Linked DNA regions of Homo sapiens: region 1 is linked to region 2. A link is a loop called in an ENCODE intact Hi-C map of the cell type or tissue named here. Cell type or tissue: GM12878. All regions are shown on one strand. Each heading gives the region's core, and the rest is flanking DNA. Links, peaks and the distances in the headings are about the cores only. Region 1 has its middle 260 kb from the start of SMARCA2. Region 2 has its middle 88 kb from the start of GLIS3-AS1.

Region 1 (16,648 bases), core at 5,555-13,554, 1.5 Mb after region 2:
ATGTCATCGGTTAAGGCAGCGACCGGCCATTGTCACTTCTTTTGTGGTGCAAAGTCATCAGTTAAGTCAGGGACTGGCCATTTTCACTTGTTTTATGGAGGAATGTCATCAGTTAAGGCAGGAACAGGTCATTTAAATTTCACTTCTTTTGTGATTCTTCAGTTACTTCAGGCCATCTGGATGTATACGTGTAGGTCACAGGGTATATGATGGCTTAGCTTGGGCTCAGAGGCCTGACATTCCTGTCTTCTTATATTAATAAGAAAAATAAAACAAAATAGTGTTGAAGTGTTGGGGCGGTGAAAATTTTGGGGGTGGTATGGAGCGATAATGGGCGATATTTCTCAGGGCTGCTTCGAGTGGGATTAGGGGCAGCGTCGGAACCTAGAGTGGGAGAGATTAAGCTGAAGGAAGATTTTGTGGTAAGGGGTGATATTGTGGAGTTGTTGGAAGAAACATTTGTCATTTAGAATTATTGGTGATGGCCTGGACACGGTTTTGTATGAATAGAAAAAGTAAATGGAGTAAGAGAAGGAGAACAGGTATTAAAGGACTAAGAATTGGGAGGACCTAGGACATCTAATTAGAGAGTGCCTTAGAAGGTTCAGCATAGCCTTGGCCAGCAAAGATTATTTATTTACTTTAAGAGTTAAGAGTGGCGGTTTGGGGATAGCACCAGGAGATATCAGCTGTGATGGCTTGGAGAAACAGTGTAAACTGGCAGTGTAAACAAGAGCAGGGAATTTATGAGTAGTTGAGAACGGTGAATAGGAGTATGACCAGACAGAAGATAGTAGCGATGACAAGTTTTTGGGGGCACAGTCCAAGTTGGTCTGGTGTCTGGAATGAGACTGGGGCCTAATAAAAAGGAGCGTCTATACAGGAGCTCAAATGGACTGTACCTTGTAGCATTCTGAGGACAGGCCTGAATTCTGAGAAGGGAAAGTGGTAAAAGTATTGTCCAGTCCTTTTTAAGTTGGTGGCTGAGCTTGGTGAGGTGTCTTTTTAAAAGACCATTAGTTCACTGAATACTAAGAGCCTGAGAAACTGCTTGGGTGATTTGACTAATAAAGGCCGGTCCCTTATAGGACTGTATAGAGGTGGGAAGGCCAAACCGAGGAATTATGTCTGACAGAAGGGAAGAAATGACAGTGGTGGCCTTCTTAGACCCTGTGGGAAAGGCCTTTACCTATCCAGTGAAAGTGTCTACCTAGACCAAGAGGTATTTTAGTTTCCTGACTCCGGGCATGTTGAGTAAAGCCCATTTGCTGGTCCTGGGTGGGGGCAAATCCCTGAGCTTGATGTGTAGGGAAGGGAGGGGGCCTGAATAATCCCTGAGGAGCAGTAGAATAGCAGATGGAACACTGAGAAGTTATTTCCTTGAGGATAGATTTCCACGATGGAAAGGAAATGAGAGGTTCTAAGAGGCGGGCTAGTGGCTTGTCCTATAGCACAGCCTGCCTTTGCTGATGTGTGGCGATTAGGCCTGGTGCAACTGCCATCAATAAACCAAGTGTGATTAGGGTGAGGAACAGGAAAGAAGGAAATATGGGGAAATGGAGTGAATGTCAGGTGGATCAGAGAGATACAGTCACGGGGGTCAGGTGTGGTATCAGGAATAATGTGGGAGGCCGGATTGAAGTCCGGGCCAGGAACAATGGTAATTATGGGAGACTTAACAAAGAGTGAGTACAGCTGAAGGAGCCGGGGAGCAGAAAGTATATGTGTCAGGTGTGAGGAAGAAAATAGATTTTGGAAGTTATGAGAACTGTAGAGAGTGAGTTGAGCATAGTTTGTGATTTTAAGGGCTCTAAAAGTATTAGGGCGGTGGCGGCCACTGCACGCAGAGTAGAGGGCTAGGCTAAAACAGTAAGGTCAAGTTGTTTGGATAAAAAGGCTACAGGGCGCGGTCCCAGTTCTTGTGTAAGAATTCCGACTGCACAGCCCTGCACTTCAGCTGTGTGTAATGAAAAGGGGTGGGATGAGTCAGGGAGAGCTAGGGTGGCGGCAGTCTCTAAAGCTGTCTTCAAGGAACGGAAAGAGGAGTGGGGACAGGATTTAGGATCTATGGGGTCAGCTAGGTTTCCTTTTGTGAGTTTATATAATAGTTTTGTTAGGATGGCAAAACCAGGTATCTAAAGTTGAAAGTATCTAACCATGCCTAGGAAGAAAGGAGTTGTTGTTTTGTAGAAGGTGCTGGGGTTTGAGAGATCAGTGGACACCATCGGCAGGGAGAGCACGTGTGTTTTTATGAGAATTATGCCGAGATAGGTAACAGATGAGGAAGAAATTTGGGCTTGACTGAAGTAATGGGGGCTGTCTGTGAAGCCTTGCGGCAGTACGGCCCAGGTAATTTGCTGAGCCTGATGGGTGTCAGGGTCAGTCCAAGTGAAAAGCGAAGAGAGGCTGGGATGAAGGGTGCAAAGGAATAGTAAAGAAAGCATGTTTGAGATCCAGAACAGAATAATGGATTGTGGAGGGAGGTATTGAGGATAGGAGAGTATATGGGTTTGGCACCATGGGGTGGATAGGCAAAACAATCTGGTTGATAAAGTGCAGATCCTGAACTAACCTGTAAGCCTCGTCTGGTTTTAGGACAGGTAAAATGGGGGAATTGTAAGGGGAGGTTATAGGCTTTAAAAGGCCATGCTGTAGCAGGCGAGTGATAACAGGCTTTAATCCTTTCAAAGCATGCTGTGGGATGGGATATTGGCACTGAGCAGGGTAAAGGTGATTACGTTTTAATGGGATGGTAAGGGGTGCATGATCGGTCGCTAAGGAGGGAGTAGAGGTGTCTTATACTTGTGGGTTAAGGTGGGGAGATACAAGGGGAGGATGTGAAGGAGGCTTTGAACTGGGGGAAAAGGCGGCAGTGAGGTGTGGCTGTAGCCCAGGAATAGTCAGGGAAGCAGATAATTTAGTTAAAGTGTGTCGGCCTAATAAGGGAACTGGGCAGGTGGGGATAACTAAAAAGGAGTGCTTAAAAGATCATTGTCTAAGCACCAGAGTTGGGGAGTTTTAAGAGGTTTAGAAGCCTGGCCGTCAATACCCACAACAGTTACGGAGGCGAGGGAAACAGGCCCTTGAAAAGAAGGTAATGTGGCGTGGGTAGCCTCCGCATTGATTAAGAAGGGGATAGACTTACCTTCCACTGTGAGAGTTAGCCAAAGCTCGGCGTCCGTGATGGTTTAGGGGGGCTTCCGAGGCCATCAGGCAGTGTCAGTCTTCAGCCGCTAAGCCGAGAAGATCTGAGAAGGAGTCAGAGAGCCTTGGGCTGGAGTTCCAGGGGCTCTGGGAGTGGCTGCCAGGTGAGTTGAACAGTCCAGTTTTCAGTGGGGTCCCACACAGATGGGATGCGGCTTAGGTGGAATCCCGGGCTGCGGGCATTCCTTGGCCTGGTGGCCAGATTTCTGGCACTTGTAGCAAGCTCCTGGGGGCGGCGGGCCTGGAGGAACGCCTGGCCACTGCGGTTTAGGCGTTTGGAAGTTCTTGTGTGCTGGAGATGTGGCTGGGGTTTGTCTCACAGTGGAGGCAAGGAATTGCAACTTTTTTCTATTATTGTACATCTTGAAAGCGAGGTTAATTAAGTCCTGTTGTGGGGTTTGAGAGCCGGAATTTAATTTTTGGAGCTTTATTTAAAGTCGAGAGCGGATTGGGTAATAAAATGTATATTGAGAATAAGACGGCCTTTTGACCTTTTAGGGTCTAGGGCTGTAAAGCGTCTCAGGGTTGCTGCCAAACAAGTCATGAACTGGGCTGGATTTTTATATTTGATGAAAAAGAGCCTAAATGCTAACTGATTTGGGAGAGGTCGGATAAAGAAAAAGGAGCTTTAACCTTGACTATGCCTTTAGCTCCAGCCATGTTTTTAAGAGGAAATTGCTGGGCAGGTGGGGGAGGGCCAGTCAAGGAACGAAACTGTAACCCAGACCGGGTGTGAGGAGGGGAGGTGATGAACGGATTACAGGGTGGAGGAGCGGAGGCTGAGGAAGAATTGGGACCTAGCTCGGCCTGGCGAGGAGCAGCCTGGGGAGGAGGGGAGAGGTCAGATGGGTCTGTAGAAAAGGAAGATTAGAAAGACTCAGCGACGCCTGGGGTTGGGACTGAGGGGACAGGTGAGAGGGAAGGGAGGAGGATTTGGGACGAGTCGCACTGGGAACAGAGACTAGGGAGGGGACAATGTGTAAAAGAATGTCTGGACGTCAGGCACCTCAGACTGTTTGCCTATTTTAGGACAAGAATTATTTAGATCTTGTAGGATGGAAAAATTGAAAGTGCCATTTTCTGGCTATTTGGAACCACTGTCGAGTTTGTCAAGCGGCATTGCAGAAGAAAATAAGGCGTTTGGGTTTAGGTCAGGTGTGAGTTGAAGAGGTTTTAAGTTCTTGAGAACACAGGCTAAGGGAGAAGGAGGAATGGAGGGTGGAAGCCTGCCCATAGTGAAGGAGGCAAGCCCAGAGAAAAGAGAGAGTAGAGACGCGGAGAGAAGGGGTGGGGAGTGCTTGCCCCGCAGGAAAGTGGAGAAGGGGTAGAGACACAGAGAGAAGGGGTCGGGGGGTTCTTGCCCTCCAGAAAAGCAGAAAAGGGGTAGAGACAGGAGAGAAGGGGTTGGGGGTTTCTTGCCCTCCAGAAAAGTGGAAAAGGGGTAGAGACGGAGAGAAGGGGTCGAGGGGTTCTTGCCCCGCAGAAAAGCGGTAGTTGGCACTAAGGGTGAAGGGACAAGGCAGGTGTCCCCATGTGGTCAGACACCCCTGAAGCGCGGGTGAATAATCAGGCAGGCATCCCAGCGTAATTAAACACCAAGGAAGACTGTCTTCCCAAGTCTGTGACCAGCGCCGGAGTTTTGGGTTCAGGGATAAAACACATCTCCTTTGTCTCTACCAGAAAAGGAAAGGAACTGAAATTAAGAGAAGGGTGAGATTGAAGTGTGGCGCCAAGATTGAAAGGAGAAAGAGGTTGAGGGATAGTAAGAGAGGTTGGAGAAGAGAGTAAAAGCCCGCTTACCCGATTTAAAATTGCTGAGATGTTCCTTGGGCTGGTCGGTCTGAGGACCCGAGGTCGTAGGTGGATCTTTCTCATGGAGCAAAAAGCAGGAGGACAGGGGATTGATCTCCCAAGGGAGGTCCCCTGATCCGAGTCACGGCACGAAACTTCACTCGCGTCCGTGTGAAGAGACCACCAAACAGGCTTTGTGTGAGCAATGAAGCTTTTAATCACCTGGGTGCAGGCGGGCTGAGTCCGAAAAGAGAGTGAAGGGAGATAGGAGTGGGGCCGTTTTATAAGATTTGGGTAAGCAAAGGAAAATTACAGTCAAAGGGGGGTTGTTCTCTGGCGGGCAGGAGTAGGGGTCACAAGGTGCTCAGTGGGGGAGATTTTTGAGCCAGGATGAGCCAGGAAACGGAATTTCACAAGGTAATGTCATCAGTTAAGGCAGGAACAGGCCATTTAAATTTCACTTCTTTTGTGATTCTTCAGTTACTTCAAGCCGTCTGGATGTATATGTGCAGGTCACGGGGGATATGATGGCTTAGCTTGGGCTCAGAGGCCTGACAGTGACTATTTGGATGTTTCACAAATTCCACCTACAGGATAAGGGCCGAAAGTGGTGTGGATAATTCAAGCATTGGAAATTAACCTTTGTCTCAGACGGCATACAGCAGACGCTAGATCTGTATTTAAAGGCAGAGTATCTGGGAAGAAATAAAAACACTGACCCTACGCTCAGAAACCTATGCCTTAAGATGTTCAGCAAATATTTTTTCAAAAGCACTTCGTTGTTTTCCTAGTTTATAGTCTGTTCCCCCACTTTCAAACTAAACTACAAGATATAAATTTTCTGTCCTATAACTTTCTAAGATGCAATAAGCTGGCTCTGGGTCACTCCATCGAGTCTCCCCAAAAATGCACATTTCACTGTGGTTCCCATTCTCTCTCACCGGCCCTTGTGGCTTCTCAGCGTCCAGCCTCATTGTGCCAACAGGGCTGAAGCCTAATGGGAAAATTAGGTGACCAAGGGGTCCAAAAACATGGCAGGTTATGTGGTTGCCATTTACTTTAAGCAGAATTAAATCCCTCCTGAACAGAAGGCAAAGGTAAAGCAAGTCACGGGCTAACAATCTAGGGTTTCAGTTTTTTCATTTTTAACATGGGGGTCATTAGCTACTGACCCTCCCTTGTGGGTGTGATAAGCATTCAGCAGCCCCCAGATAGAGATGAGGCCAAGTTTCCTTCTACCCCTCACTCTCCCATACGTACACAGACCTCAGGTAACTAGGGCCCCTTCCTTTTTTGGCTTTATGCATAGTCAGCAAAGTTGGGTGTGGAAAGGGTGGGTCATATGCATAAGGAATAAATTTGAAGGAGCCAGCAGATGCCCCAGTGCACAGCCAGGGTCAGTCCTGCATATAACAAAATGAAGTCCTTCACTACATCATTCCCCGGCACAGGCAATGGGGCGAATGTGTAATTATTCATTCTTGCAAAAATGAAGTGAGAAGAGCAATGATTCAGCACCCAGGTAGCTTCTGAATTTTCAAATGATTCTTCTTCAAGGGCCACCCACTTTTTAAATATAATAATTTTCTCCTGTTTTGAGAGACCTACCCAGAATCACTTCCAAGTTCTGGGTTATTCATCAGGTAAATCCTTCTCTATCTCTCTCCCACCTCTCCTCTAATCTCCCTTTTGCTCTGAAGGAAACCCCCAATTGCCCTGAAGCATTTTCTTCTTTGAATACCCCCTTTCCTTTAAGCTCTTCCTCAAAATCCTTCTTCCTTTTTTTTTAACAGTAGATGTGGATGCCCTAATATACATGGAACCCAAAAGAATGGGAACTAGTGCTATTACCTTAAAGGACAAGAGGTGTAAGATCTTTCTAGGGCAGCACAGAAAAGAAACGGGAGGAACAATTTACTTTCCATGTTAGTATTCCTGGATTCCTAACCTTTCACACGTGCAGCCATCACTGTGGGAACACTGAGGACTTCAGGAATGGCTCTTGACAGGAGCCCAGCAGTGCCAACACACTCTTACTACTGTAAATGTTAAATAACAAGAAAACAATTCGGTTTCTGAGATGCACTCAGTGGGTGTTTATTCTTTGCAATCATTATTGGCATCTGAAGTCCTGGGTTGAGGAATTAGAATCAACAGTTCTTTTTCCATTTCAATTTTTGCAACATGGTGGGAATAATTTCTTTTTCGGTTTGCTTTGAATTATAGGCAAAAGCTCCCAAGTGCGTGGTTGAGATGTTACCAAGGTGTTCACATTCAAATTTCCTAGTAGGAGGTACTCGGTGAGGTTCTGGAATTGATAAAGCTTTTCAGTCTGGCACTACTTGACCTCTGGCAGTAGATCCATCCAGTCCCATAAAAGCTAGAGTCTGAGGGGGCAAAGTCAAGAGCCCAGGTCAGGATCAGCCATTTCAGAAGGATACACAATGCTGCCTCGACAATAACAGCAGCCTCTTTTTGGTCAATTAATGTTCTCCCAATGGTCCATGAGTGCAAATGACTCCAGATAGTGATGGTTCAGCAGAATAAATCAGAAAAGCTTCCTATTCTCCCTGTTATTAGAAGGGTATGACTTTCAAAGTAATAAAGCACATCATTTTCATTTTATCTCCCCATGAAAGAGCTTGGACCAAACATCCCTAACGCACAGCTCCCAAAATGCAAATTATTTTCAGCTAAGCTTCAGAGTTGATTTTCTTTTTCCTGATGGCCTCCTTTCTTGATTAAATCCTGGAGCTTCGTTTGATACATTAAGTCAGGACTAGAGTCCCTGAAAACAAACCAGATTTAAAATACCATTCATTATCTAGGAAGCTGTTTCTTTCCCTGATTTGTTTGCTGAAAAGGAGAGTGAAAGATGAGAGGAGAACCAAAGAAAAAAAAGCAGGACAATGGAGAGAAGAAGGAGATGAAAGGAGAAAGGGAGATGACAAATACAGTAAATAGATTTGAAAACAGATGTGCAATGAATGAAAATCTGTCCAATTATTTTTCTCAATTAAAAAGTGTCTCATCCTGAATATCTGTATCAGATTCTTACCTATATTCATGTATTATTTTCTGCACAGAGAATACTGCATAAACATCTCAGCAATGGATTTACTTGATCAGAAATTATACTAATGACGATGCTTCAATACAAGATTTCTAAAAATGTGGAGAATTTTTGGTAGTTTTTGAAACAAAGGATTTAAAAAGTAACAAACAGCGTTCAGCATCATGATCATTGTCAGGGTCATCATTCGTTATTGTCGTCAGTGCCACTGTTGATATTAGTAAACCTGCAGCATAACTATTTTGATCCCTAAAGCAAGCAAGAGTTTGAATTAGGTTGAAATTACCATCTCAGGATTGGGTTTAATGCTTTTTCTGAATATACAGAGAAACTTAGGTGGCATTTAACAAATGAGTTAATTTCTTCCTTTAACGATGCTTAATTAGCAAACATCAGGCAATTGGAATGAGTAGGCAGCTTCTACAGTAGAGAACAAGGACTTAAAAAGCCAGTAATTCCCAGCACTGTAGAAATCACTAAAAGGATGTTGAGGGTTTTTTTTCCAATTTAGTCTTGTTGAAAACAATATGAAATAAACATTTTCTCACTTTCAAGAAACCACCTCTATCCTCTAGACCTTGATCATGGTGGGGAGGATGACAAGTAGCTTGGGACTTGGTGCTTATTAAAGGCTTGACAGACATGAGCTGAATCAAAATCTGAACAAGAAGAACAAATAGTTTTAAGGGACCCCATCTACATCACAGCTCCTGCCCCATCACCACAATCTCAAAAAAACTTCTCTCCTATAATCCCACTATTAGCAAAGCATTCTTTTAATTTAACAAGCTTCTATTTAAAAAGTGAAAACAAGTCATTGGGAAGGTTAACGTAATTGGCAGTAAGGAGACGTTCATCGTTCCTCCAGCAGTGTAACTTAGTTCTCAAGTGTTTGTTTCTTGCTAACGTAGAGAGAAGTTCTTGCAGGCCGGGCGCGGTGGCTCACGCCTGTAATCCCAGCACCTGGGGAGGCCGAGGCGGGTGGATCACAAGGTCAGGAGATCGAGACCATCCTGGCTAACACGGTGAAACCCCGTCTCTATTAAATATACAAAAAAAAAAATTAGCCGGGCGTGGTGGCGGGCGCCTGTAGTCCCAGCTACTCAGGAGGCTGAGGCAGGAGAATGGCGTGAACCCGGGAGGCGGAGCTTGCAGGGAGCCGAGATCGCGCCACCGCACTCCAGCCTGGGTGACAGAGGGAGACTCCGTCTCAAAAAAAAAAAAAAAAAAAAAAAAAAAAAAAAAAAAAAAAAAAAAAAAATTCTTGCAGTGAAGAAGTAGGATTTCTACTAGCATTAGACCTGGGGAGTTTTTAGGACTCACAGTAGAAGGAAAGATTTGGGCATGGCACAGAGGTGGAGGCTCTGGAAACTAGAGCACATAGCCTACCTGGGGGAAAGAAGGAGGGAGAGAATCTGCCTCAAATCATATTCGGGTTGGTTTCCACACACCCAGGCTGATGCCCATCTGCCAATTTAGTCCCACCCCCAGCCACTCAAGGCCCAATCAGGTGAGAGGAAGGTGGAGCTTAAGTATCTCCCCCCTCCCCCGACAACCTTCCCGGGCTGTTTCTTTGGCTGCCAGCCTGACTTACACACAATTCACCAGTTCTGATGTCTCATTTCAGAAGCCTGAACTTCCTGTTTTCTACCAGCATGTCTCCGTTCTCATGTGCACTATGTTTTGTTTTGTTTTTGTACACTATGCTTTTAAACCTCAATTATTGGTCCCATGCCAAAGTTACTTTTCCAATAAACTATTATTAAACATTCTTTAGGACGGGTTCCTACCATCCTCTTTTCTTCCCATACTTGACTCTAGCACTCCACTAACCGTCAACGATCCTCCTTAGTAGAATTTTTAACCTGGCTTTCCATGGATTTTTCTAACATCTACTTTTCTTCGATGCTAAACTTTCCTGGATCTTTGGGGCCTTTTGTGTCTTTGAGCATACCAGTACTGTGGCTGCAGGTGAACATGCCCCATAGGTGATGAGCAGTTCACCCAGGCCTCTTTGGCCTCACCTAGTGTCAGTGGCCTTGATGGCTCACAATGCTTGCCTCGTGTAGGAGCGTGGGGCAGCTGGGGAGGAGGAGGATGTGCATTGTCTATTGCCAGATTCTGCCTCCTTCTCTGAGTCTGGGAAAGAAGAGTAGGAAACTTCGAAGAGTGGCTAAAGCCCCACCTAGGGAGTCAGAGAGACCTGGATTTGAATTCTAGCTCTGCCACTTGCTGGCTATGTAACCTTAGAAAAATTACTTAACATCTCTAAACTTCAATGGCGTCATCTTTAAGGTAGGCAAAATAATCCTGTTTCCTAGGATTATTTGATGAATCAAATGAGATGACAACATATGTGGCAATCCTATATACATAGACAACGTAGTATATGCAGAGTGTTAGTTATTGCCTAATTATCTGTCATGCCTCGCCAATTCCTCAAATGTGACAATGAGCTCTTGGGTACAGTTTTGCCCACGGTCTGCCCCAAGCATAATGGAGCCTTCCATGAATATCCAAATCCAGCCCAAGTGGTTTGTGTTGTTCTTCCCCTTTTTCATGAACAGAGCTGCTCTGCAATGGGCAAGATGGATGCCCTTAAATCCAGCCTCTCGGGGTTTTTTATTTTTTTAAGTCTTCTCTTTTGGCTAATGGTTAATAAAATAACTCTGTTTTCCCACAATGCACACTTCCTTTTCAGCTGCCACTTTCTGAACTAATCACTTACTCTAGTCACTAGTGGCTCCTATCCACAGCCATGTAGCTGGCATCTCTCCCCATACACTCCTGTGGCATTCATATTTCATGAAGAACAATGGGGTAGGACCATACAGCAGCTCTTGGAAAAAAATAAAGTGTAGAAAAGAATGAAATAAAATGGCCTGCTTACTTGGAGGAAAATGTTACTAGGAAACTAGCCTAGAGCCAGTTTCCTCAGGGGTGGTTTATAGAAAAGGATTTATTATACAACAAAAAGCTTTTATTTATTATTTTTCCAGCAAGCATTTTTGCATTATTATTCATTTGGCAACTCAGCTGGGTATTTGGAGGTGACAGCTTGCCAATTTTTTTCACAAACATTTTGGACTTTAACATCTTAATCTGAAATGATTGCAGTAATTACAAGGGGGTAATGGGTAGGAAGATGTGGGGAAGGTAGCAGCATGTTGAAGACGCTAATAGTAAGAGGAACTGTGCTAAATATGTAGTTCTGACAGTTGCAGATAGAACGTTTGCCTGCTGATGAATAGCAGAAACAAGACATCAATGTTATTGCCCACTTTTGAGGTTTTGTCACCATTTAAAAAATGATCACACCTATGCAAGCCACAATGGCACTTTCCTCCTGTTAAATTCTCTTTGAGGGCTGCAGAAAATCACTGAGGCAATTCAAAAGTCCTACATAATCCGTCAATATTTATTCGGTATCTACTCTGTCTCTGGTGTGCTCTTTAATCCTTTATCCCACTTTATTTTCTTCATAGCACTTGCCACTAATATTTGTTGTATTTCAGCTTATTGGGTTTATTATCTGTTTACCCAATAAGAATGTAAGTTCCATGAGGACAGGAACCTTGTTGGGTTTGGTTCACTGCTGCATCTCTATCACCAAGAACATTGTCTGGCACACAGTAGTGGCATAATAATGATTTATTGGAAGAATGAAGGAATACTAAATACCGAGGTAAATTAAAGAATGGTAAGACGTTTTCCCTAATCTTGGCTTGTAATCTAGCTGGAAAGGAAACTGTATAAATGGTAAGAAAGCCTGCAAAGGAAAGCAGTTGACCAGAAGCTCTTGGGTCATCTTTGAAGGGTATTCCCTACGGGTGCTAATTATGTGATTCCTGTAAAGAAAGAAAAATAACCTGTCACTGTCCCCTTTAAACATTGACTGGTAAGAATAAGCTCAGGCCATTCTTGGACCTGCTTTCCCAGCTCCTGCTTTGCACACCTGGCGTTAGTCTACCCTGCCCTCTTTCATTTTGATCTCATGGCTGAGGTCCAGAAGCTCCCCCACCTGCCAATGTTGCCAATTGACTTGCCTCCTCCTTACCCCTATTCAATATATCCAGAGAGTGACTTAATACAAATGCACCTCTGAAAGAAATATCTTCAGAAATATCAACACATATTTTCAAATTGTGTTGTTAAAAAATAAATCCATGTGGTTGTTAATAGTAATTTTATGGAAAAAGGTTTGCAATATCAAATAGGTTTGGGGAACTCGGAGTTAGTTGAAACCATTCCCATAGTTTGTTTCCAAGTCTTTAGTGCACTGGCGTGCAGTTAAGTCTCTGAGAAATGGCCATATACGTGGTGGGTATTTCCTCCAAATTTATTTGACCATGGACCCTTTCTCTTCTAAAATATACATAGTCTATTGCTATTACTGGAACATAATTTTTAAAATACTAGTCTATAAGCTTTACAGAAGAAGGGCATATAGAAGTTGTTAGCCTGAGCTAGCCCTTAGGGGATTTTGAAGATTGACTATTTGACTGACCCTTTAATCAAGAATTACCATGATGTTTAAGTTCATAGGGCCAGGACCATAAGAACTCAGAAGAGAGAAAATCAAGGTTCTATGGAAGAGATGGACTGGAGCTGGGATTCACATTATAAACAAGATTTAGTTAGATGCAAAAAAAGGAAATTTCAAGTGTGGGCAAAAGTGAAAGATGGGGAGGTCATGACAATGGGTATTTTAATTTTCAAATTTTAATTTACTAAGATCCCTGAAAATTCAGTGGGACTTGATTAATGCATTCTAACATCCAGTCCTATTTTTTCCTATTAACTCATTGTGTTAGTTTGCATTTTCTAAAGCAGACACTAAGACAGGATTCAGAGTATAAGAATTTTATTAAGGGAAATGCCTGTGTGACAGAAAATGGGGACAAACCAGGGAAAGCCATCAGACCATTATACAAGTCTGACCCCAAGTGAAGGAGAAAGGGAAGGAAAATTAAGTAGAAGCATCTACTAAACTGCCAGGAAGTTTAAGGAGTTTTCAGCAATACTGTCAGGGAGTCCTTATGTCAAAACCAGCCGTCAGAAGAATCCTACATCTCCCCAGACTAGCTCTGCCTTAGTATTCCTGCTGCATGAGCAGCCAGCTCCTGGGAAGCACTGCCTTGGTACAAATAAGGCGATGGATTTTCAGAGTTCAGCTGCTGGCCCCTTGATCAATTAAGCTCCTTGTAGTTTGGGTTCAGAAGGCACATTTTTGTCACCATCACTCTGAAGACAGATCTTTAGAAAAAGTGAGCTGGCCTATATATGAGAAACAAACTGCCCACAAAGCAAAAGTTGTCCATCTGAAATCAGTGATAAAGGCAAAGCAATATCTGATGCACATGGTGATAAGACCTAGCCTGGTAACAAGAAAGAGAGTCTTAGTTTTCCCAGGGGTAGATTCAGTTACTGTGGGATCTCAAGCTTGTAAAAGTGGTGTTGGGGATGAAGGAAGAGTATCATTAAGAAAAAATATAAATTACAAATATGAAATCACCAGGGATTCTCCTGGGGCCTTGAAATGGGCCCCTGTACGTAAGAGGCCAACTTAAGCCTCATTTGCTTCATGATAAATCCACTCCTGTTCATTTGCAAAATATAGCTAAGAGACTTGGAGTACATTGCATGAGCACATTCAAAAATAATTCACTGCTGATTGATTCATGAAATGTAAAATGCCCCACAAGTGTTTAATTATCTGAACTGTGTGTGCTTTTCACGGAAAAGAAACAGCTGACGAGAGATGGAGCGAGCAAGCCACTGAGGTTAATGCACAGTGAGTGACCCTGGCATGCTCTTCCCAGCAGAGCTGAGTGAGCTGCTGACACAGACCCAGGAGGACACATTCTCAAAACTTGGCTGCAGTCAGTCCTCGGAAGGGATCGCAGTCTGGCCTCGGTTATCAGACTTTCTCTCTAGGGATACAGAAAAAGGGAGACAGGGTAAACCTGCACCACAAAAATAGCTGTTCTTTTAGCCAAGCAAGAAAATGGAGTGCGAAAGACAGTAAATCCTGAGGGCTGGAACTAACCCATGCCTGTGCTGTTCGTAAAGATCCAGGAGTGATAAAAAGGTTCCCGGAATATTTTTTCTTAGAGGTTTTCAAACTACTCAAATGATGATGCTTCTAATGAGAGTAATAAAGCAAGAAAAAAGAAAAAAATAAAAGAGGAATGAGGAAGAAAGAGGGAAGAAGTGAGGACAGAGAAAAGGGAAAGGAATATGAAGTAGAGAGTAGAAGAGAAAGAGAAGCAAAGGACTAAGAAGGTCACAATTTTTAGCTCTAGTGGGGCCAGAGACCTAATCACTTCTGGACCTTCTAGCATCATTTTAAAATAGAATAGGACCCAAAGTATTCACACAAATCTAGGTAGGGGAAGTGCTGATACAGGATATGCCTTTGTTGTACTCTGAACATCAAAGGGGCTTCACCCCTAGGTTCTCTAGTTTGGTTGCCAGTCTATCCAAAAATTTTACATCAGGAATAGCCTTTCTTAAAGACAATGATGCTATGATACACTTCCCTACTCAACCTGGAATGCAACTGTACTGCCTGCCTTACAAATCCTGCCTTACAAATCCAAGCCATCCTCCGGGCATAATCGTCTATCACCTATTTCTTCCCACCACCCAGCTGCATTTCTTGCTATCTTGCTCTCACTAATACTTTATTAACCTTCTCATTTTTTGTATTTTTCTCTACCTAGCCCCATTGCTTCAACCAAACAGATCCTTGTCTTAGTTTATTACAATATATTGTCATTTCCTGATTACTTCTGTATTACCCCATGACCTGTAAGCTCCAAAATGTTTATTGTGTATTAGGTAGCATCTATCCCAGTGGATGACATACAGCAAAATCTGGATAAACATTTCTTGGAAAAATGAATGACAAGCATCTACTTGTGTGCATATATGCTTTCCTTTACTGAAGACTCCTATGGCTTGCGCTTAGTAGTCTACTTTTCTTTAAAATCCTGCTTAAAATTTGTGTTTTCCAGAAACATTTATAGAAATGCTTGCTTTTCACAATCTGACACACACTCCTGATACTTAATTTTGGAAACTTCTAGGTACTCCTTTGCTTTTCGTTTTCCTTCTATGAAGTAGCTTGTAGCAAAACCAAGGATCAAGAAATGTTGTACTAAAAATATTTATCTGCTTGAAAACATCAGAGAATAACCAAGAAAATTAGGATTCAAGGGGCCAAGACCCCAGGAAGAAGGGAGTTTGCTGATGTGACCCCAACATTCACCTCAGAATGTATGTAGTTTTTTGGCATGTTTTGTCATGGGTCAGAAGCCAGGCAAAGGGTGGCATCTAAGAGATAGAGGAGCCAGCTGAGCTTTCAGCAACCTTCTGGAACTAGGAAGGAAAAAAATGCAAGTTTGTGGCTTCCAGTGCATCCAGGACTTGTGTAGGCCAGGCTCTGAAAGAGGGGACATGCAAAGAAGTGGAGGTGGTTTACCCTGCAAGGCATTTGATGACTGAATGAATGGCTTAAAAACCAGGTTAATACCATCTGAAAATCAAAGTGGAGTTTTTAGCAGTCTCTTAGTCCCAGGGAAACCAAAATCAGTGTCCAGGATAGACCCTATTAGGCATCCCAAGATCTCATCTGAAGGAAACCTCTAGGAGTAGGGCAAAATCAGGAGTAACGTGAGGTTTGCTTACTTCCTAATTGTACTGAAGTGAAGTGTCCCTCATCTAGCAGCCTGCCAGAGGATAGGGTAAATTCTCTCTGGAAGAAGATAACATCATTCAGAGCCTCTCCAATTTTCCATATGCAATGTGTCTAGCAAGCAATTAAAATTTACTAGGAATAAAAAAATAGGACAAAGCAGAAAGAAAAGAGAAACAGACCCACAGGTGAATTAGATATCGGTATTATCAAACATCAGTTTGACCATGTTCAGGAAAACAATAAGATGGAGAATTTTACCAAGAACTAGAATCTATTTTTTAAAATAATTAAATGAGAATTATATAAATGGTATTAAGATCTCAATAAGTGTATTTAACAGATGGTTGACATTGCTGAAGATTACTTCACTAAAAGTTGGGTCAGTCGTAAATATCCAAGCTAAATCAGGGATGGAGAAAGAATGTAGAATATAAAAAAAGCAGGAGACAAAATACAGGGAAAACGTCTAATATATTTATAATTGCAATACCGGAAGTGAAAGACAGGGCTAGCTGGATTTTCTATGCTAAGAAACCCTAAGCCTAGCCGGGAAGGTGGCTGCATCCACCTTTAAACCCGGGGCTTGCAACTTAGCTCATACCCAATGAATCCGATAGTAAAGAGAGCTCACTAAAATGCTAATTAGGCAAAAACAGGAGGTAAAGAAATAGCCAATCATCTATCGCCTGGGAGCACAGGCTCTGATCAGGATATAAACCTAGGCATTCCAGCCAGCAACAGCTACCCACTTTGGGTCCCCTCCCATTTTATGGAAGCTCTGTTTTCACTCTATTGAATCTTTCAACTATACACTATTCTGGTCCGTGTTTGTTACGGCTGGAGCTGAGCTTTTGCTCACCATCCACTGCTGCTGATTG
Region 2 (16,648 bases), core at 5,319-13,318:
TGTATTCTAGTGGATTGGCATTAGTGTTTTATTTTGGTTATCTGTGAAGTATGAGACTCTGCAGAAGGTTGGGTTAGCCAGGAAGCAGACACTGAGACAGAGTTGGGAGTGTAAACAGCTCACTGGAGAGTTACACCTGTGAAAGGAACAGAGCAGAAGCTGGATTAGACAGAGGGTGCCATCAGACTGTGATGCCATCCAAACAGAGGCCAGCCCACTGGGATGCTGTAGAGCAAAGATTTCTGTCATGTAATAGAAGAGTTCCATGTTGGGTAGAAACAGCTAGGCTGTCATACCACTCCCTGCAGAAGCCCACCCTGAAAAGAGTGTGTCTTTGCTACCACTGTCTTGTTCATTCATTGAGTAGGGTCCTTCCCAAGAGCTGGAAAGCTGAGGTGGACCCTGAAAGAATTAACACCATCAATGAACCACAATCCATGTAGCTGGAGATCTGAGCGGCAGAGCTCTGTGTCTGCACAAGACATTGGGGGAAACCATAGGTCCCCAATCATTATAGTTCCCAGTTTGTAATAAAGCATGAATTGGGCACACACATGCACACACACTTTTGAATATGGATTTCTGCCTCAGCTCTTCTCCTGTTGGCTTTCACACACACACACACACACACACACACACACACACACACAGTCACTGGGATTACAAAACCTCTCAATACTGCTCTTTCTCAAATCTAGAGTACTATTCCTCCGTGGAGAATAGTGTGTGTGTGTGTGTGTATGTGTGTTTTGTTGAAGGGTGGTGACCTGTTGCTTTTTCTTTTCTAGCGGGAGGCACCAAGAAAGGGCACAAGCTTTGGCATCAGGCAGACCTTGTTCTCTACTTTGTGCTTTGGAGTCCCCAAAGCAATCCCTAAACTCCACTGCTCTGAGCCCATTTCTTCATCTTGCAGCAGGCATCATATGGCTCATCTCATAGGCAATGAGATAAAGGCACAGATGATGTGACACAGTTCCAGGTGTATGTTAAGTACTCTCTAAAGGGTCACTGGCATCTTTTAAAAAGCACTGATACTGCACCCTGTGTGGAATAATTATGAGAAGATCATAGCAAGGGCCATAGTTCTGAGATTAGTGTACAGAGGCATGAAGGAAATGCACTAGCTCAGAGTGCACCCAAGTTGTAAAATCCTCCAATGATATTGCCTCAAGAGTGTCTTTATCTTAAGCTCAGTGCAACCTATGGTTCACACAGATATCTCTTTGGTACCTTCCTGGGGCCATCAAAAAGGTGGTACCACTTTTAGAAGCAACAAGAGGACCTCCTATACTGGGCCCTGTGTTTCAAAGGGCTCCACTCTGACCATTCTCCAGCCATGCCCGACCCCACGCAGTGGGGAGTCCATGTGGCCAAAGTGATGTCACCACCAAAAACCCACTCTTCTTCTCCTTATGGATTCATCCAAGTATCTGGAACCCCGGAACTCCCTGTCCAAATGGCCTGTGCTACTTCTGGGGCCAGCATGGACTTCTTTCTCAAATGGATTTGGGATGGTCCCCCCAAGAGTGGATCAGGTCTCCAGTGTGTGCATCCTGAGGCTTGAGGAGTGGCCATGGAGTGGCTGTTTGTGGGACTGTGGATGAAGCTAGACATGGAGATGCTCATGGTTGAAGGTGGAACAGGGGTTTGAAGAGAAGGGGTTTGGGTCACAGGCAGGAGGCCAAGGACTGCTCTCCTTGTGCCACCACATTCTAGCTGAGATATTCAAGGAGTCTCTGATCATTCTAAATCAAACCTGGCCTTCCAGGTTGCTGTGAAAATGTATTTGTTAAAACAAGAGATGAAAACACATTTTTATTTAACAGGTTTTGTTAGCTAGCTTTGGAATTTTTAAATATTTAGATCTATGCGTTTATTGGTCTCCATTTGCAATCTTGCCCCAGGCTCTGTAAATATTAGAGGCAGGCCTGGGAGAATTCTCACAGCCTTAGAGTCAGTAGACCTCAAATACCAGGAGAGAAGATGTGCAGTGCCGATTCTAAAATCCATGAAAAGTCATTAAGGAGTATCAGAGAGCATCGGGACTCAATGAATACCTTGACAGTTGCCAGACAGCAAATAGTGTACCATGCAAACATCTGTTGTAGTCTAATACATTTTAAAACAAAATAAAGCATTTTTATTTCTAATCCAAGTGCTTCCTGACTTGGCTGTGCTCTATGGCCAACAGTGAACATCTGTAGACCATGTCCCTGTATATGGACCATCTCTACAACACAGTCCTGAGTTGCCCAACAATATACCATGACCCATTATATTGAAGAGTGGCTTTATGGAATGACCCCCTTTCCCCTACTGGAAATCTTTAAGGCACACTGAGCTAACAGTCTCCCTGGGGTACTGTGGGGGGCATAGCTGTATTGCCCAACCACACAGCTAGGTCTTTCATCATCAACTCCAAATCATCTCTCTTCCCCCTGCATGTACCCGGTACTCTCTTCAGCCTAGATTTTTTAAAGGCCAAATGCCTGTCCACATAAAGGGTTTATGTGTGAGGCCAAGGGCCCATGGTGGAAGAGGCCCATCTGTGTCCCAGCCTCCCATGACTGTCAGGCCTCTGAGCCCAAGCTAAGCCATCATATCCCCTGTGACCTGCACGTACACATCCAGATGGCTGGTTCCTGCCTTAACTGATGACATTCCACCACAAAAGAAGTGAAAATGGCCTGTTCCTGCCTTAACTGATGACATTATCTTGTGAAATTCCTTCTCCTGGCTCATCCTGGCTCAAAAGCTCCCCTACTGAGCACCTTGTGACCCCCACTCCTGCCCACCAGAAAATCCCCCTTTTTCCTTTACCTACCCAAATCCTATAAAACAGCCCCACCCCTATCTCCCTTCACTGACTCTCTTTTTGGACTCAGCCTGCCTGCACCCAGGTGAAATAAACAGCTTTATTGCTCACACAAAGCCTGTTTGATGGTCTCTTCACACGGAAGCAAGTGAAATTTGGTGCCGTGACTCCGATCAGGGGACCTCCCTTGGGAGATCAATCCCCTGTCCTCCTGCTCTTTGCTCCGTGAGAAAGATCCACCTACGACCTCAGGTCCTCAGACCGACCAGCCCAAGAAACATCTCACCAATTTCAAATCCGGTAAGCGGCCTCTTTTTACTCTCCTCTCCAAACTCCCTCACTATCCCTCGACCTCCTTCTCCTGTCAATCTTGGCGCCACACTTCAATCTCTCCCTTCTCTTAATTTCAATTCCTTTCATTTTCTGGCAGAGACAAAGGAGACACGTTTTATCCGTGGACCCAAAACTCCAGCGCCGGTCATGGACTAGGGAAGTCAGCCTTCCCTTGGTGTTTAATCATTGCAAGGACACCTGATTATTCCCCCAGGTTTCAGAGGTGTCAGATCACGCAGGGACGCCTGCTTTGGTCCTTCACCCTTAGCGGCAAGTCCCACCTTTCTGGGGGAGGGGCAGGAACCCCAATCTCTTATCTCTACACCCCAATCCCTTATTTCCACGCCCCGACCTCTTATCTTTGTGCCCTGATCCCTTATTTCCACACCGCGACCTCTTATCTCTGTGCCCCAACCCCTTATTTCTGAGCCCCGACCCCTTCTCTGCTTTTCTGGAGGGCAAGAAGCCCCCACCCCTTCTCCGTGTCTCTACTCATTTTTCTCTGGGCTTGCCTCATTCACTATGGGCAAGCTTCCACCTTCCATTCCTCCTTCTTCTCCCTTAGCCTGTGTTCTTAAGAACTTCAAACCTCTTCAACTCTCACCTGACCTAAAATCTAAGCGTCTTATTTTCTCTGCAATGCCACTTGACCCCAATACAAACTCGACAGTAGTTCCAAATAGCCGGAAAATGGCACTTTCAATTTTTCCATCCTACAAGATCTAAATAATTCTTGTTGTAAAATAGGCAAACGGTCTGAGATGCCTGATGTCCAGGCATTCTTTTACACATTGGTCCCTCCCTAGTCTGTGTTCCCAATGTGACTCGTCCCAAATGTTCCTTCTTTCCCTCCCACCTGTCCCCTCAGTCCCAACCCCAAGCGTCACTGAGTCTTTCTACTCTTCCTTTTCTACAGACCCATCTGACCTCTCCCCTCCTCGCCAGGCCGAGCTAGGTCCCAATTCTTCCTCAGCCTCCGCTCCTCCACCCTATAATCCTTTTATCACCTCCCTCCTCACACCTGGTCTGGCTTACAGTTTCATTCCGTGACTAGCCCTCCCCCACCTGCCCAGCAATTTACTTTTAATAAGGTGGCTGGAGCTAAAGGCATAGTCAAGGTTAATGCTCCTTTTTCTTTATCCCAAATCAGATAGCGTTTAGGCTCTTTTTCATCAAATATAAAAATCCAGCCCAGTTCATGACTTGTTCGGCAGCAACCCTGAGACGCTTTACAGCCCTAGACCCTAGGTCTAGGCCGTCAATCATTGCAGGTCAAAAGGCCGTCTTATTCTCAATATACATTTTATTACCCAATCTGCTCCCGACATTAAATAAAACTCCAAAAATTAAATTCCGGCCCTCAAACCCCACAACAGGACTTAATTAATCTCCCCTTCAAGGTGTACAATAAGAGAATAGAGACAGCCAAGTAGCAAAGTATTTCTGAGTTGCAATTCCTTGCCTCCACTGTGAGACAAACCCCAGCCACATCTCCAGCACACAAGAACTTCCAAATGCCTAAACCGCAGTGGCCAGGCGTTCCTCCAGAACTGCCTCCCCCAGAAGCTTGCTACAAGTGCCAGAAATCTGGCCACCAGGCCAAGGAATGCCCGCAGCCCGGGATTCCTCCTAAGCCATGTCCCATCTTTGTGGGACCCCACTGGAAATCGGAGTGTTCAACTCACCTGGCAGCCACTCCCAGAGCCCCTGGAACTCTGGCCCAAGGCTCTCTGACCGACTCCTTCCCAGATCTTCTCGGCTTAGCGGCTGAAGACTGACGCTGCTCGTAGACCATCACGGACGCCGAGCTTTAGGTAACTCTCACAGTGGAGGGTAAGTCCGTCCCCTTCTTAATCAATGCGGAGGCTACCCACGCCACATTACCTTCTTTTCAAGGGCCTGTTTCCCTTGCCTCCATAACTGTTGTGGGTATTGACGGCCAGGCTTCTAAACCTCTTAAAACTCCCCAACTCTGGTGCCAACTTAGACAATACTCTTTTAAGCATTCCCTTTTAGTTATCCCCACCTGCCCAGTTCCCTTATTAGGCCGAGACACTTTAACTAAATTATCTGCTTCCCTGACTATTCCTGGACTACAGCTGCATCTCATTGCCACCCTTCTTCCCAATCCAAAGCCTCCTTTGCATCCTCCTCTTGTATCCCCTCACCTTAACCCACAAGTATAAGATACCTCTACTCCCTCCTTGGTGACTGATCTTGCACCCCTAACCATCTCATTAAAACCTAATCACCCTTACCCCGTTCAGTGCCAATATCCCATCCCACAGCATGCTTTGAAAGGATTAAAGCCTGTTATCACTCGCCTGCTACAGCATGGCCTCTTAAAGACTATAAACTCTCCTTACAATGCCCCCATTTTACCTGTCCTAAAACCAGACAAGCCTTACAAGTTAGTTCAGGATCTATGCCTTATCAGCCAAATTGTTTTGCCTATCCACCCCATGGTGCCAAACCCATATACTCTCCTATCCTCAATACCTCCCTCCACAACCCATTATCCTGTTCTGGATCTCAAACATGCTTTCTTTACTATTCCTTTGCACCCTTCATCCCAGCCTCTCTTCACTTTCACTTGGACTGACCCTGACACCCATCAGGCTTAGCAAATTACCTGGGCCATACTGCCGCAAAGCTTCACAGACAGCCCCCATTACTTCAGTCAAGCCCAAATTTCTTCCTTATCCGTTACCTATTTCAGCATAATTCTCATAAAAACACAAGAGCCCTCCCTGCCGATCGTGCCCGACTAATCTCTCAAACCCCAACCCCTTCTACAAAACAACAACTCCTTTCCTTCCTGGGCATGGTTGGATACTTTCGCCTTTGGATACCTGGTTTTGCCATCCTAACAAAACCATTATATAAACTCACAAAAGGAAACCTAGCTGACCCCATAGATCCTAAATCCTGTCCCCACTCCTCTTTCCATTCCTTGAAGACAGCTTTAGAGACTGCCCCCACCCTAGCTCTCCCTGACTCACCCACCCCTTTTCATTACACACAGCTGAAGTGCAGGGCTGTGCAGTCAGAATTCTTACACAAGGACCGGGATCGCGTCCTGTAGCCTTTTTGTCCAAACAACTTGACCTTACTGTTTTAGGCTGGCCATCATGTCTCTGTGCAGCGGCTGCTGCCGCCCTAATACTTTTAGAGGCCCTTAAAATCACAAACTATGCTCAACTCACTCTCTACAGCTCTCATAATTTCCAAAATCTGTTTTCTTCCTCACACCTGACACATATACTTTCTGCTCCCCGGCTCCTTCAGCTGTACTCACTCTTTGTTGAGTCTCCCACAATTACCATTGTTCCTGGCCCGGACTTCAATCCGGCCTCCCACATTATTCCTGATACCACACCTGACCCTCATGACTGCATCTCTCTGATCCACCTGACATTCACCCTATTTCCCCACATTTCCTTCTTCCCTGCTTCTCACCCTGATCACACTTGGTTTATAGACGGCAGTTCCACCAGGCGTAATCGCCACACACCAGCAAAGGCAGGCTGTGCTATAGTACAAGCCACTAGCCCGCCTCTTAGAACCTCTCATTTCCTTTCCATCGTGGAAATATATCCTCAAGGAAATAACTTCTCAGTGTTCCAACTGCTATTCTACTGCTCCTCAGGGATTATTCAGGCTCCCTCCCTTCCCTACACATCAAGCTCAGGGATTTGCCCCCACCCAGGACTGGCAAATTTGCTATTCTACTACTTCTCAGGGATTATTCAGGCCCCCTCCCTTCCCTACACATCAAGCTCAGGGATTTGCCCCTGCCCAGGACTGGCAAATTAGCTTTACTCAACATGCCCCGAGTCAGGAAACTAAAATACCTCTTGGTCTAGGTAGACACTTTCACTAGGTAGGTAGAGGCCTTTCCCACAGGGTCTAAGAAGGCCATCATGGTCATTTCTTCCCTTCTGTCAGACATAATTCCTTTGTTTGGCCTTCCCACATCTATACAGTCCAATAGCAGACCGGCCTTTATTAGTCAAATCAGCCAAGCATTTTTTCAGGCTCTTATATTCAGTGAAACCTTTATATCCCTTACAGTCCTCAGTCTTCAGGAAAGGTAGAACAGACTAATGGCCTTGTAAAAACACACCTCACCAAGCTCAGCCACCAACTTAAAAAGGACTGGACAATACTTCTACCACTTTCCCTTCTCAGAATTCAGGCCTGTCCTCAGAATGCTACAAGGTACAGCCCATTTGAGCTCCTGTATAGACGCTCCTTTTCATTAGGCCCCAGTCTCATTCCAGACACCAGACTAACTTGGACTGTGCCCCCAAAAACTTGTCATCCCTACTATCTTCTGTCTAGTCATGCTCCTATTCACCGTTCTCAACTACTCACACATGCCCTGCTCTTGTTTACACTGCCAGTTTACACTGTTTCTCCAAGCCATCACAGCTGATATCTCCTGGTGCTATCCCCAAACCGCCACGCTTAACTCTTAAAGTAAATAAATAATCTTTGCTGGCAAGGCTATGCTGAACCTCCTTAGGCACTCTCTAATTAGATGTCCTAGGTCCTCCCAATTCTTAGACCTTTAATACCTGTTTTTCTCCTTATTCTGTTTAATTTTTCAATTCACACAAAACTGTATCCAGACCATCACCAACAATTCTAAATGACAAATGTTTCTTCTAACAACCCCACAATATCACCCCTTACCACAAAATCTTCCTTCAGCTTAATCTCTCCCACTCTAGGTTCCGACGCTGCCCCAATCCCGCTCGAAGCAGCCCTGAGAAACATCGCCCATTATCTCTCCATACCATACCCCAAAAAATTTTCACCATCCGAACACTTTACCACTATTTCATTTTATTTTTCTTATTAATGTAAGAAGACAGGAATGTCAGGCCTCTGAGCCCAAGCTAAGCCATCATATCCCCTGTGACCTGCACGTACACATCCAGATGGCTGGTTCCTGCCTTAACTGATGATATTCCACCACAAAAGAAGTGAAAATGGCCTGTTCCTGCCTTAACTGATGACATTATCTTGTGAAATTCCTTCTCCTGGCTCATCCTGGCTCAAAAGCTCCCCTACTGAGCACCTTGTGACTGCTACTCCTGCCCGCCAGAAACCAACCCCCCTTTTTCCTTTACCTACCCAAATCCTATAAAACAGCCCCACCCCTATCTCCCTTCACTGACTCTCTTTTTGGACTCAGCCCGCCTGCACCCAGGTGAAATAAACAGCTTTATTGCTCACACAAAGCCTGTTTGGTGGTCTCTTCACACGGACGTGAGTGAAAATGACTACCATGGAAATTCAGAGCTCAGTCACCAAATGCTATCCAGTCCAGGTGCCTCCTTTGATACTGCACAGTAACTGAGATGCTAAGGTAGTGGCTTATTCAGGGGAAGAGCTAACAAATGAGACAACCAGGAAAAGAAGCCTGGGCTCTTGTTTTTCCTCTGTGATTACTTCCTTTGCCCCTGCCTGTTCTAGGACCTTAGCCCTTATTAAAACTTGACCTGGCTGTGCTGAACTATTATTGGGCACACCTACTTACAGCCCTCAGTGGAGGCAAAGCTACTATGGGAAATCCTGGGCTCTTGATCCATTTTACCCTTTGCAGTAGATACCAAGATGCCTGGCTGAGTTCTGGCCAACTGGCCTAGGATCAGTGCTGCTCCAGGCATACAAGCTGTATCATGACAGGGGCAGTATGGCAAGATGTAAAGAGTACTGATCTGGGAATCTAGAAACCAGGCTCTAATTTGGTGACTAAGCCAAGTCAATTCTGACTAGAGCTTGTGCTCTGAAGTGAGGAGCCTTCAGAATCCACTCCATCTCTACCACATAAGCAAATTACTTGACCACTCTGAACCTCAGTTTCTTCATCTTTTCAACAGGAATCATACCTGCGTTACAAACTTCTTGGGGGATTCATGTGTCTATCACAAAGCTGGCCATTAATAAATATTGATTCCCCTCCACCACTTTTAAAATCAAGGAGTTGAATCGGTTGATCTATACAGTTCTGACATGCATGTGTGATGTCCCTTGGCTTCATATTCCAGAATTTTCTCCAGGATCCATGATATGTTTTCCTCTTGGGCCATTTTCCTCCTCAACCCAGCTGTGTTCATTGAAAAGTTTGCAGCCTGGGCTAGTCCACCTGGCAGTTGGCACTATTAATGATTCACCAAGAAGATGGATCCAGGAAGTGACTTATGACAAGAATACTTTCTTTGTGGTTTGAGAGAGGTTCCAGTAGGCTCTAAAGTCAATGGGGATGCCATCCTGAGGCATGAGAACCACAATGGTCACATGGGCAGGGGAAGCTTCACTCAAGAAGGCTGCAGCTGCACAGAGCAATGCCAAGGCTTCATCTCTTAGTATTGCTTCCCCTGGGCTTCAACCTCAGGACTGGTGCATAGAGCAGGGTACTGAGGGATAATGCCAAGATATCAGAGAGTGGAAGAGAAATTCTATACCACCAGACTGGAAGCCAAAAACTGTTTTGTTTACAAATAACAAAAATAAATCTGCATTTGCTTCAGTTGAGAAGGGAAAGATCTTGAAAAACACAGGGTACAAATGCAATGAGACATCAGAATGGAACTGAAATGTTAATCCAGCTCCCTCTCTCTTCATCTTTCGTCTCTACTCATTTTGACCTGATTGTTCTTTTCTCCTACCTTTGCAGACCTGCCTCCTTTTATTTTCTGATTCATGTAACTACAAGTGATGCCTGTCTCACATTCCCGGGTTTATACTTCACCATCTTGAGGAGGGAAAAGAGAGTAAGTCAGCCAGTCTCTCTATATGTATGGATAAATAGGCAGATGTAGATGTAGATACAGACATAGACATAAATATGGATACATATCCTATCAATCTGGATGTCAAATCGACAAACAGGAGGTTCTGAGGCATCCATCTTGGTTCAGGTACTCATCCCTGTTCTGATCAATAACCTCCAACATTTGGTATATTTGTTAACAAGAATCCCCACAATGAATGAGGGGGCAAGAAGTAGGTGAACCTGGCATATGATTCAAAAGGTGTTCACAGCAGCCTAATGAGCTGGGCCACTATGAGAGCTAGAATCATGACTCTAACAGTCAAAGGGAGCCCAATAGTTACAGGATTGTCACATACCAATAGTGAATAAATAGTGAACCTTAGCCAACAGGACTCTTAGCAAAACCTGCCTTGATTGAGCTATCATCATGGACACCCACTTCTGGGCCCTTATTATCATGAATTTTTGCTGCAGCATTTACTCTGAGTTCAGACTGTCAGTAATTCAGACTTGGGTCTTTATCTTTTGTGGTTTCCACAAAAGACTGTCTGCACAGTGCCACAGCTCACCCTCTCTCCCTAACCTGAGCACCTTGTGTGACTTGTATTCTGTCTAGAAGCTGCCTTCTTTCTGAAGAATCATTATTCTGCGGAGCACTGAAAGAAGGAGCTTAAAATACTTTGGGTGTCAAAAGTAGGAGCAACAGATTGCCATTTGTGTGTACTTTCCGCTATCTAAAACTTCCAATTAAAAAATCCTTTATGGGGAGGGAGAGCATTAAGACAAATACCTAATGCATGCAGGGCTTAAAACCTAGATGATGGGTTGATGGGTGCAGCAAACCACCATGGCACATATGTAACAAACCTGCACGTTCTGCACATGTACCCCAGAACTTAAAGTAGAAAAACTTTACTAAACACTTCTTAACCATATAACTACCTCAGCACCACCTTAAACAAAGAAGTACTTATTAACATATCAAGAATTTAACAAACATTCTTCACTGACCTTTCTAATTTTCATCCATTGTGCCTACTGTGTCCAACAGCATTCCGCTGAACTTCCGCACTTGATTTCTGGGAAGATCTGATGCCCTTCAGAAGTTTATCTCTGTGATCTCCCAAGTTCTTGAGTTAAATCAGAGACAACATTGTCCCTCTAATCCTTAATAGTTCTTTCTGAAAATCCAAAATAACTTTAGAAAACGTTTTCATAATGAACTGGAGCAATGTCTTAGCATCCTCTATCACAGTGGGAACAAGAAGAGTACCCACTATCAATGCAGTTGATATTGTGCTGGAGATTCTGTTCAGCACAGTAAGGTCAGGAAAAAGAACTAAAGGCTTCTATTCCTGTGATGATGGTGAATGACTACAGGCTGCTGCTTCCCTCTTCAAAATCAAATCCATGGGAACCATAAAAGTGAAAGGAAAATTTGGGTTACAGAAGCAGCAACAAAATCTGGAATAATATTGAGAAACTCCTGAGGATGTTGAAGTCAGTGTTAAACTAGAGTGAGAGGTGGAGTGTGGAACGATGTGGGAGGAAGGTGACTAAAGCCCTGAGAAAGGATGACCAGAGATAGTAAGAAGACAATTAAGATTTCCGGTTGCATTCTTGCCTCTCCCTTGAATTGCCTTAGAGCCTACATTGGCTGCCTTTTCACTTAGAAATCAGCTGACACAACCCAGTACACCAATGCTAGGGAGTATGAGAGTAATAGAAAAGTCCTTTTAAGATGAGGTATTGATGAAAACTGGTATGAAGAGACCAGCCTCCCTAAACTTTCATTTCTCTGTTCACTTTCACCTCAATATCCCCAAAACTTTTTAGTACAGACTTAGGAGATAACTACTTTCTCCAAATACTGTTTCGGCCTAATGGTCTAAAGTCAAAACCCTGTGGATAGTTTCCTGGTAGAGTGGCAAAGAAATATTAATAGTCAGCAGTGGTGCTATGGTTGTTTCTGTGACAATGTACCTTGGAACTAAGCCTACTCTCTTTCTTAAAGTTTCCAGCACTGACAAAAGACAAGGACTGTGAATAGACCTTTTTAAGTACATACTACCTGACAGAGTTCATGACCACTGAATGGGTCATGAGCTCGCAAACTAAAATAACCAGACTCCTGTATAATACCACAGACTGCAACATATATAATTCAAAGCAGACATATTAGAATAGAGGACAAAGCTTTCAGTAAAGCCTGCTAAGATATTTAAGGAAATGAGAAAAAATATTACCAATATGAAACAATAACCAAAATAATAATGAAAATAATCAAGTGGAAATATTAGCTATAACAAATAGAATGGTTGGAAAAAAGAATACAGTAGGATAGATGCAGCTAAAAATGAATTAATAAAATATAAGACCATATTGAGGTTTCATAAAAGATGATAAAAAGAATAAAAGAAAGAAAATATGAAAGAAAAGCTAAAAGAAATGGATAGTATAAGTAAAGATGCCAACACCCAGAAGCTAGAAACTCTAGAAGGAGAGGAAAATAAAAATGAAGAAAAATATTTGAAGAAAAAAATGAAGTTATATTTCTCAGAATTGAATACAAATGACACAGATGAAAATAACCCATACACTGCCAAATGTAAGAGATTAGGAAAAATTGACACCTAAATATAGTAAAATTTAAAGACATGAAAAGCAAGAACAATTACTAATACTTTTAGAAAAAACAGCTCAACCACAGGAGAATAAACATCAGAATAACATCAGACTTCTCAACAGCAACACTGAATGCAAGAAGATAATGGGATAATGGCATAGCACTTCTAAAGTAATAAAGGAAAGGAGGAAGAATTAAAGAGAAAAAGCCAAAGTAAGTATAATGGCTGGAAAATATTAAGAAAGATGACAAAAATATGTTCTAATATAACAATAATAATAATAAATATAAATGTATTAAACTCACCATTTAAAAGACAGATTCTCAAGTTGGATTCATAAAAGAGGCTTCAAATATATGTTACTAGAAGAGCTCACTGAAAACAAAAATACAAAAAGACTTAAAGAGATGTAAATATATAACAAGAAAATATTAGCCACAGAAAGGCTGCAGTAACAATCCTAATATTTGATCAGATTTAAGAAAAATATGTCTTAAAAAAACTAAAAAGATCTCATATACAATAAAAGGAAGTAATAAAAAGATATATTGATTATAAACATATACACACCTAATTATACAGACTCAAAACATACCAAGTAACAACTAACAAAACCAAAGAGAGATAAGTAATGTAAGTTACCAATTTTAACACACCACTTTCAGAAACTGAAATTTATAGATCAAGTAAAGAAACATATGTAGATTTATCAAAGATATGTAAAGAATTATACAACACACAAACATAAAATCCATAGAATTCTTTTTGAGTTTATACGGAAGAATTTTACAAAAATAAACCTTTATGATGCCAAATTGGCTTGGCATTTCAAGGCCGCTTTAGTATTATGAAACCTTTACATTAACACTTTTTTTTCACAACTGCCATGACTGAGGAAAGAGTGTGGAAATTGCACCCGGGCTTTTACATGCTTTCATCTGGAAATGACACCCGTACTTTCACTTACTTATATTGGCTAAGGAAATTAACAAGGTTATGCTTAACTTCAAGAGGCAGGAAAATAGAATTCTCCCATATCCTGGAAGAAATGGAAAACTAGATGAGTGACAACAGCAATGTCTACTAGGGGCAATTTAATGAAGGTGAAAATCTGCAAGATTTAAATATGCATGTAGCAATATTGATAAACCTTAAAAAACGGCTCTGACTAAAAAAATTAGAAAAGAAAGAAAGAATAAGCTGCAAAACACAATAACATTTACATACATATAAAACTCATGCACATATTGAAAATATATATACATTTTAAAAATATTTTAAGGGCTGGGCGCTGTGGCTCACGCCTGTAATCCCAGCACTTTGGGAGGTTGAGGCGGGCGGATCACGAGGTCAGGAGATCGAGACCATCCTGGCTAACACGGTGAAACCCCGTCTCTACTGAAAATACAAAAAATTAGCCGGGCGTGGTGGCGGGCGCCTGTAGTCCCAGGTACTCGGGAGGCTGAGGCAGGAGAATGGCGTGAACCCGGGAGGCGGAGCTTGCAGTGAGCCGAGATGGCGCCACCGCACTCCAGCCTGGGCGACAGAGCGAGACTTTGCCTCAAAAAAAAATTTTTTTTTTTAAATGGTATCTATAGGGAAAAGGCAAGTAGCAGTAGAGTATGGGATAAAGATAAAGGGAATAAATAAGTCAATAAATAAGAGAAGGGCTTTGTGAGACCAATGATAGTAGCATGCTATGAACAGAAGAGCATGATTAACTCTACCCTCTGATGCTGAATTGTTGTGGTGGTTGTTTTTTTAAGGCATAGGGTTCAGCTTAGAAAAGCATAAATCGACTTCATTATTTTCAGATGACATTAGAATATTCCTAGAAAACCTAAAAGAACATACTTAGAAAATTTTAAAATTAGTAAGTTTATCAGTGTTCTTGGATTCAAAATCAATGTAAATAAATTTGTTGCATTTGTACTAACTGGCATGATTAGTTAGAAAATGTAATTTTATAAAAGATTGTTTGCAATGATATGTTTAAAAAACTTTAAGTGCCTAAAAATAAATCTAACTGAATATGGAAAAGATTTTAATGAAGAAAAATACTAATTTTATTAATTGATTTAATATGATCTAAATGAATGGAAATAAATACTACATTTATGGATTGGAGCACTCAAAATCATAAAGCTGCCTGTTATTACTAAATTGATCTATATATTTAATACAATCTGAATTTTAAAATACCAACAAGTCTTTATACGTGTAGGTAAGGGAAGAGGGCTTAACTTGGCAAAAGAAAAAAATAGAACTTTGAAGCAGAAGGGAAAGAAAAAGTAGAAGGAATAGGAAGATGAGAAGAAGACAGAGAGAAAGAAGAGAGAAAGGAGAAGTTGTTTGGAAAAGTGATTACTGACCCTCACAAATATGAAGAATATTACAACATAATGTGACATCATCACAGGCGAGTAACCAATGGAATTGAACAAAAAGCCAAAAAACAGACCCACACATATGTGAAAACGTTTGTAACAAATCAGATCAGTGGAGGAAAAAATGGAATTCAATAAAATATGCTGAGACAATTGGTTATACACATGGAAATAATTAAAATTGGATCCCTATCTCACTCCACACATTAAAAATAAATAAATCTCAGCCAGATTTAAATGTGAAGGGCAAATCCTTAGATAAAGGGGAGTGTCTTTGTGACACTAAGATATTTAAGAGTTTCTTAAAATGAAATAGTGCAAACCATAAAGAAGATAAATCTGACTTCATTCAATTTAATATTACGTATATTTCCAGGCTCCTAAAGAGAGCAAAAAGACAAACTACAAACAAGAAGAAATTATTTGCAGCATTAAAACTAACAAAATGATAGTATTCAGAATTTATGAAAAACCATAAATCACTAAGAAAGGAAATAACTCGTTTGCCCAAAAATGGGCAAAAGTCTTGAATAAGCACTTATGAGAAAAGAAAACTTGAATGGGCAATACATTTATGAAAAGATGCTCAGCCTCATTGTATTTTAAGGAAATGCAAATTTAAATCAAAATGAGATAACATTTCACAGATGTTAGATTGATTTAAAAAAATGTATGTGTACTACAGTTATCCCTTAGTATCTGCAAGAAACTGGTTCCAGGACCCACCACAGATACCAAAATATGAGGATGCTCAAGTTCCTTCTATAAACTGGCATAGTATTTGTGTATAAACTATGCACATCCTCTTGTATACGTTTGTATTTTATTTTATTTTATTTTTTGAGATGGAATCCTGCTCTGTCACCGGGCTGGAGTGCAGTGGCGCTACCTCAGCTCACTGCAACCTCTGCCTCCCAGGTTCAAGCAATTCTCCTGCCTCAGCCTCCTGAGTAGCTGGGACCACAGGTGTGTACTACCACAATGGAGATGGGGTTTCGCCATGTTGGCCAGGCTGCTCTCGAACTCCTGACCTCAGGTGATTCACCCACCTCAGCCTCCCAAAGTGCTAGGATTACAGACGTGAGTCACTGCACCCATCCTTTCCTGTATACTTTAAATCATCTGTAGATTATTTATAATATCTAATACAATGTAAATGCTATGTAAATAGTTGTTATATTGTTTTTACTTTGTATTATTTTTATTACTATATTGTTATTTTTTCTGAATCCATGGTTGGTTGAATCCACAAATGCAGAACCCATGCATACAGAGGATCAAGTGTAATATCATGTTGGTGCAAATATGAAGCAACCAGAACACTTATACTTTTCTGGTAGCAGTGTAAATAGGTACAACTGGCAGTGCCTAGTAAAATTAAATATGCACACACAACATTACCCAGCAATTCTACTCATTTTATATCCTAGAGAAACTCTTTCACATATGACCAAGAGACAAAGAATACTCAGAGCAATATTTTTGTAATAATAAAAAACTCAGAAACAAACCATCTGATCATCACCATCAAAACTGATACAGGTTGAGTATTCTTTATCTGAAATGTTTGGAACCAGAAGTGTTTTAGATTTCAGATTCTTTTCAGATTTTGGAATATTTGCATATACATAACGAGATAGCTTGGAAATTAGATCCAAATTTGAACACAAAATTCATTTATGTTTCACATACTCCTTAT

The links. A loop is a pair of places that touch in the nucleus more often than their neighbours do. Peaks named below come from ENCODE experiments on the same cell type or tissue, not always from the same donor. Only the 100,000 strongest peaks of a DNase experiment are listed, where the experiment ranks them.
Region 1: a loop joins it to region 2, with 11 times the contacts of the local background. A loop is called at or near these places in 3 of 110 quality-filtered maps.

Annotation. Positions count from the first base shown.
Region 1 is chr9:2,264,610-2,281,257 of GRCh38, reverse strand. No RefSeq gene overlaps it. Among named protein-coding and RNA genes, the nearest start is that of SMARCA2, 260 kb to the right of the region's middle. RefSeq lists enhancers at 1-218, 219-843. In GM12878, for the core only: no CTCF peak of the experiment used is centred there; a DNase peak (open chromatin) is centred at 9,547.
Region 2 is chr9:3,802,686-3,819,333 of GRCh38, reverse strand. No RefSeq gene overlaps it. Among named protein-coding and RNA genes, the nearest start is that of GLIS3-AS1, 88 kb to the left of the region's middle. In GM12878, for the core only: no CTCF peak of the experiment used is centred there; a DNase peak (open chromatin) is centred at 9,473.